2 separate regions of the Homo sapiens genome follow, and region 1 is linked to region 2. A link is an interaction called in ENCODE POLR2A ChIA-PET data of the cell type or tissue named here. Cell type or tissue: GM12878. All regions are shown on one strand. Each heading gives the region's core, and the rest is flanking DNA. Links, peaks and the distances in the headings are about the cores only.

Region 1 (2,813 bases), core at 139-2,638, 52 kb before region 2:
TAAGCCACCAGGTCACACTACTTGGAAATCCACATAAGTGACCGGGCGCAGTGGCTCACGCCTGTAATCCCAGCACTTTGGGAGGCCGAGGCAGGCGGATCACGAGGTCAGGAGATGGAGACCATCTTGGCTAACACTGTGAAACCCCATCTCTACTGAAAATACAAAAAATTAGCCAGGTGTGGTGGCAGGCGCCTGCAGTCCTAGCTACTCGGGAGGCTGAGGCAGGAGAATGATGTGAACCGGGAGGCGGAGCTTGCAGTGAGCTGAGTTTGCGCCACTGCACTCCAGCCTGGGCGACAGAGCGAGACTCTGTCTCAAAAAAAACAAAGCAAAACAAAATCCACATAAGTTTTGCATTAACCTCCAATGTAGTTCACACATGCTTTGTCCCGAGTTTCCTCTGGGCTTAACTGGAAATCCAATCAACGCAGCAGGATCTGCATCTCGGATTTCATGCTGAGGACCTACTGTGTGCTGTGCACGGGCTGGTGCTTACACATCCTGGATGCGTTGAACTTCCAAGAATTATAGATGTTACGTTAAAACACTTTTAAAACATAAGAGAGAAGTAATATGTTACATAATGTTGGCCAGTGGCCTCCCCAAATCCGTAAGTAGAACGTAACTCGAAGTAAGAGTGAGACGGGAATTTCTCCCTGGGTTCTCAGTGCTCTGCACCGGGTGGGAATCCTGCTGTGGGCTGATCCCAGCACTTAAACATAAGTGCTTTCCATATTCCACGGCTTCCCCTAGTGCACAGCGCTGCAAGCTGTGAACGCGGTTGAGTATTGGCAGGTTTTTTTCCAGGGGAAGGGAGAGGCAATAGTGCATGTGCCCTCCCTCAGCTATTCCCCAAAGAGAGGTCATGATCTCCACTCTCCCGAAGAAGCATCGAGCAGAGGGCAGGAGAGGTGTCCAGGATCACTCAGCTTCCAAGAGCAAAACTTGAGATCTCAGCGCAGCCCTGCCTGAATGAAAGTTTGGAGGCTGATGTTTTCTACCGGGCCTCACATTTCCCAAACATTAAACCGTTGACTGACTATTAAAGCCATTAGCGTTTGAAGAAAAATAAGCTATCTTTAGTGAAAATGCAAGTCACATAGAACACTATGGCCAGAGCCCAGCCCATTCTGGATAAATGCTAGCTCTGGTCAATGTCATTATTCCAGAACTTATGTTTTTCTATAGCTGTGCACCATACAAACAGAACCTCCAAGCAAAATAGGTTTGAGCTACACTTTAAAAGTCTGACCCTGGGACAGTGTATAGATTCACAGCTTCTATTAAATGTCAAATGGATTTTAATTTCGAAGCTATAAAACAGAGCAATAAAATACCTAGGAAAATAGCTCAACCCTTTTCTACTTCTTAAAAGGAGAAATAACAGGATTGTGGCGGTAAAGAAAAAATCAATCTTTAGTAGGTTTGGAAAGCTTTGCTTAAATTGAAGTTTTCCAGGGGTGAGGTATATAGAAATAGAGATTATTCTGTTCCTACCAGGGCTGAATATGTTTAATCGTCATTTTTTAAAAAAAAATTAAAAATGGCTTTTTATTCAGTTCAGTAGGCTGTCCTCATAAGCTCCCTAAAGCAAACTTCCCTCCAGATTCCCATTATCTTTGTGCCAACAGCTGCCACCCCCACCCCGGGACCCTGTGCTCACCATTCACCTGTCAACACACATTTAGTGCCAGGTGCTGCCCAAGTGCTGGGGCTGCGTGCAGAAGAGCACAAAACCCCCCAGATGAGGCCTCACTTCCCCATTTTACAGTTGGAGAAACTGCTCTCCTGGATCTAACAGTCTGAGGAGGTTGGGGAGGAGGGTGTGGGGAGCAAGCAGTGTGGCACCGTGACACATGCCAGGAATGAAATAAGATAGGGAAGGGTGGTGAAAAGAGGCTGGGGACTCAAGTTACCTGTGAGGGAGGAGCAGAGATGCCCACGTGGCCGCAGAGCAGCAAAGGCAGAGTGGTAGGCAGTGGTTAGCTCAGGGACAGCTTGGTGGCCATCAGAAAAAGTTTGGACTTTCTTCCAAGTGCAGCCAGCCACCCCTGGGGCATTTCAGGCAGGGATGCTGGCTGGTATGCACGCCCTCTCAGCTCAGCCCTGGCTCCCAGGAGCATTCTGCTGTCTCCTTCTCTCCAATTGCACCAGGGACTCCTACTCCCAGCCGCTCATTGAATACAGAAAGATGCAGTGGTTGCAGGGGGAAAGAGAAACGTAAGGTTTTCTCCAGTAAGACCCTATGAATCCCCTTGAATGATCTTCCATCATCTCAAATGTGATGCATTAATTACCTGAAACAGTCCTCTTTTTGGAGGTCCCATCTCTGCCACTGTGAACACATTCTTTCCTCCTCTGCAGCCAGCTGCATTGGCATCACTGGAAACTCTTCCCTTGCCTTCTTCCTGGAGCTAGTTCTCTTTTTCTTTATTTTTGAGACAGGGTCTTGCTGTTATCCAGGGTGGAGTGCAGTGGCAAGATCTCAGCTCACGGCAACTTCCATCACCCAGGCTAAAGCGGTCCTCCCGCCTCAGCCTCCCCAGTAGCTGGGACTACAGGCATGAGCCACCACATCTGGCTTTTTACTTTTTCTTTTTTTTTTTTTTTTTTTTTTTTTAAGCAGAGACAAGACTTTGCCATGTTGCCCAGGATGGTCTTGAACTCCTGAGCTCAAGCAATCTGCTTGCCTTAGCCTTCCAAAGTGCTAGGATTACAGGTGTGAGCCACCATGCCCAGCCTCTGGGACTAGTTTTCTATTGCTGCATAACAAATAGCCACAAACTTGGGACTTAGAATGACATCCATGT
Region 2 (2,813 bases), core at 284-2,783:
CAAGATACATGAATGGCCAACGCGCACATAAAAAGGTGCTGAACAAAATTAATCATCAGGGAAATGAAACTTAGAAGAATGACAATGAGACACCATTTCATTATCTCCCTAGAACAACTAAAATTGAAAAGACTGTCTACTCCACCGGTGGGCAAGAATGTGGAGTAACTGAAGCTCTTGTCAGCTTCTGTGGAAGTGTAAGATGGCACACCTTGGAGAACTGTTTGGATATTTTTTATAATGTTAATCATATAGTCAAGCTATTTGACTTAGAGGCATTTATCCAAGAGAAGTGAAAACATAGGTCACCAAAAAACCTTGCACAAGGATATTCATAGTAAATGTATTTGTAACGGTTAAAAATGGAAAACAAGCTAAAAGTTCATCAATAGAAGAAGAGATAAACAATTTGTGATATATGGAATGAAATACACCATTCCAAAATAGAATACTAAGAAAAAAGGTCTACAGATACACACAATAGGGATAAATCTCAAACACATTAGTTGAACAAAGAAAGCCAGATACAAAAAATTATTCAATGCATGACTCCACTTAGATGAAGTTCAAGAACAGGTAAAACTAATCTAAGATAAGAAAAATTAGACTAGGAATCGCCTATAAAGAGACAGAAATTAAATATGGAAGAGGGCATGAGAGAACTTTCTTGAGTGGTGGAAATGTTATCTATCTTGATTGGGGTATTTGTCACATGGGTATATACATTTGTCAAACATTTGCCTAATTTTACACTTGAGATCTCTGCATTTCACTGCATACAAACTATAGAATTATTTTAAAAAAAGGATGAGTTCACTCTATTCTACTGACATAATGAGCAAAGAAGGCAGGTTAGAGTAGTAAGTGAAGCTTGACTTTGTCTTTTAAACATCATTATTTACATGTAAATTGTTGAGAAAGATCACATCAAACATTAATAGCAGTTTCTTTTTGGTGATGAAATTTCAAGTGATTAAAATTTTTGTTGCATTTTTTGGCCAGGCCCAGTGGCTCATGCCTGGATTCCCAGCACTTTGGGAGGCTGAGGTGGGTGGATCACCTGATCAGGAGTTCGAGACCAGCCTGGCCAATACGGCAAAACCCCGTCTCCATTAAAAATACAAAAATTAGCCAGGCATGGTGGCGCATGCATGTAGTACCAGCTACTTAGGAGGCTGAGGCAGGAGAATCACTTGAACCCGGGAGGTAGAGGCTGCAGTGAGTCTAGATCACACCACTGCACTCCAGCCTGGGCAACAGAACGAGACTCCATCTCAAAAAAAAAAAAAAATGTGTTGCATATTCTGATATTTTCTCATTTTTCTACAATGGTAATTTAACTACGTGTATAATTAGTAAAGTAAAATAAAATGAACACATGAGGTTGTTATTCTTATAAAGAACAAATGTCACAGGAAATGATACTGAAAATTTGGAAAGCAGGTGCTAAAAACAGCATCAGAAAGGGCCAGAGCCCCTGTCTCTCTGGCTTTCTAGCCCTGCTGTTCCTCAAAAGGATAAAACTACTCATGAAGCCGCAGACAGAGGGAAATGAACCTTGTTCTCTCTGACAACCACTTTTTCAAAACCGCATGAACGTCACAAGCTCCTGAAAGTAACTGACAAGATGCACTTCATCAAAATCCTCTAAGAAGATCTCATGTCTCACCAGAGCGTTGAAGAAAGGTATTCCAGTTAAAAGCGGCGTTTGGTGTTGTTGCAATTCCTGGGTCAAAGAAACAAAAAAAGGGCAAGTTCACTTTGAAGCGACTGCTGAAATACAATGAGTTATTTTGTGTTGAGGCTTATTATTATTATTACTATTATTCTTATTATTTTGAGACAGAGTCTCGCTCTGTCACCCAGGCTGCAGTGCAGTGCCACGATCTCTGCTCACTGCAACCTCCTCTTCCCGGTTTGAAGCGATTCTCCTGCCTCAGCCTCCCGAGTAGCTGGGAGTATAGGCGCCCGCTGCCACACCCGGCTAATTTTTGTATTTTTAGTAGAGACAGGGTTTCACCATGTTGGCCAGGCTGGTCTCGAACTCCTGACTTCAAGTGATCCTCCCGCCTCAGCCTCCCAAAGTGCTGGGATTACAGGTGTAAGCCACCACACACGGCCCACTTGTGTTGAAGTTTAAATAACAGTAGCACCTGGTTTTTATAAAGCCGCTCGATGCTCTGAGTGTGTCACTGAAGTCCCATGAATCCTTCAGCACAGGAGGGTTAAAAAGAGCCCATGGATTCCACATGAGAAAAGACGCACCCCTTTCAGCCCCAGGATCCATGACAGGCCCAAACGGGGTTAGGGGTTAGACAAACCTTGAGTTCCTTAAAAATGCCAGGAAGTAACAGGTTTCAAAAACACTGTCAGCTAAGCCCCATGTGAAAATTATACCTCCCTGTAAAATTCCCACTCTCAACCCTCACCAACTCATGCCTGATGGTCTGTTGGCTATTACTTCTTCAGAGAGAGAAGTTACATTTAATTTTTGCTGAAAAAAAAAATGACTATTTTACAATTTAGAAATTCAGAGGCAACGTCTAACACGTTATCTTGGTAACAGAAACATTTTGAAATTTTATAAAATGTAAGTAAATCAAGTCATCTAACCACCTCCAAAATCCACCTGCATAATCGTTATTCACACTGAATCATACTGACAGCGGCTATTTAACAAGCGCCCATTTCAAGCCAGCCCTGGGCTCCGACTGCATGTAGGCGCTTTCCATACTCCACTGTAACCCTTAAAGGCCCACTGAGCAGACTGCTTCCTCCAGTTTATCCAGCTGGACACTGATGTTCAAAGAGGT

The links. Peaks named below come from ENCODE experiments on the same cell type or tissue, not always from the same donor. Only the 100,000 strongest peaks of a DNase experiment are listed, where the experiment ranks them.
Region 1: POLR2A ChIA-PET joins it to region 2 with 5 read pairs; 4 of 35 experiments call an interaction of 5 or more read pairs at or near these places.

Annotation. Positions count from the first base shown.
Region 1 is chr12:128,965,521-128,968,333 of GRCh38, reverse strand. All of the region lies in intron 11 of GLT1D1 (glycosyltransferase 1 domain containing 1), which reads right to left. Among named protein-coding and RNA genes, the nearest start is that of GLT1D1, 110 kb to the right of the region's middle. In GM12878, for the core only: no CTCF peak of the experiment used is centred there; no DNase peak of the experiment used is centred there.
Region 2 is chr12:128,913,846-128,916,658 of GRCh38, reverse strand. GLT1D1 (glycosyltransferase 1 domain containing 1) reads right to left here. Exons shown (of 12, transcript NM_001366886.1): 6 at 1,670-1,726. Among named protein-coding and RNA genes, the nearest start is that of GLT1D1, 62 kb to the right of the region's middle. RefSeq lists an enhancer at 44-163. In GM12878, for the core only: no CTCF peak of the experiment used is centred there; a DNase peak (open chromatin) is centred at 1,548.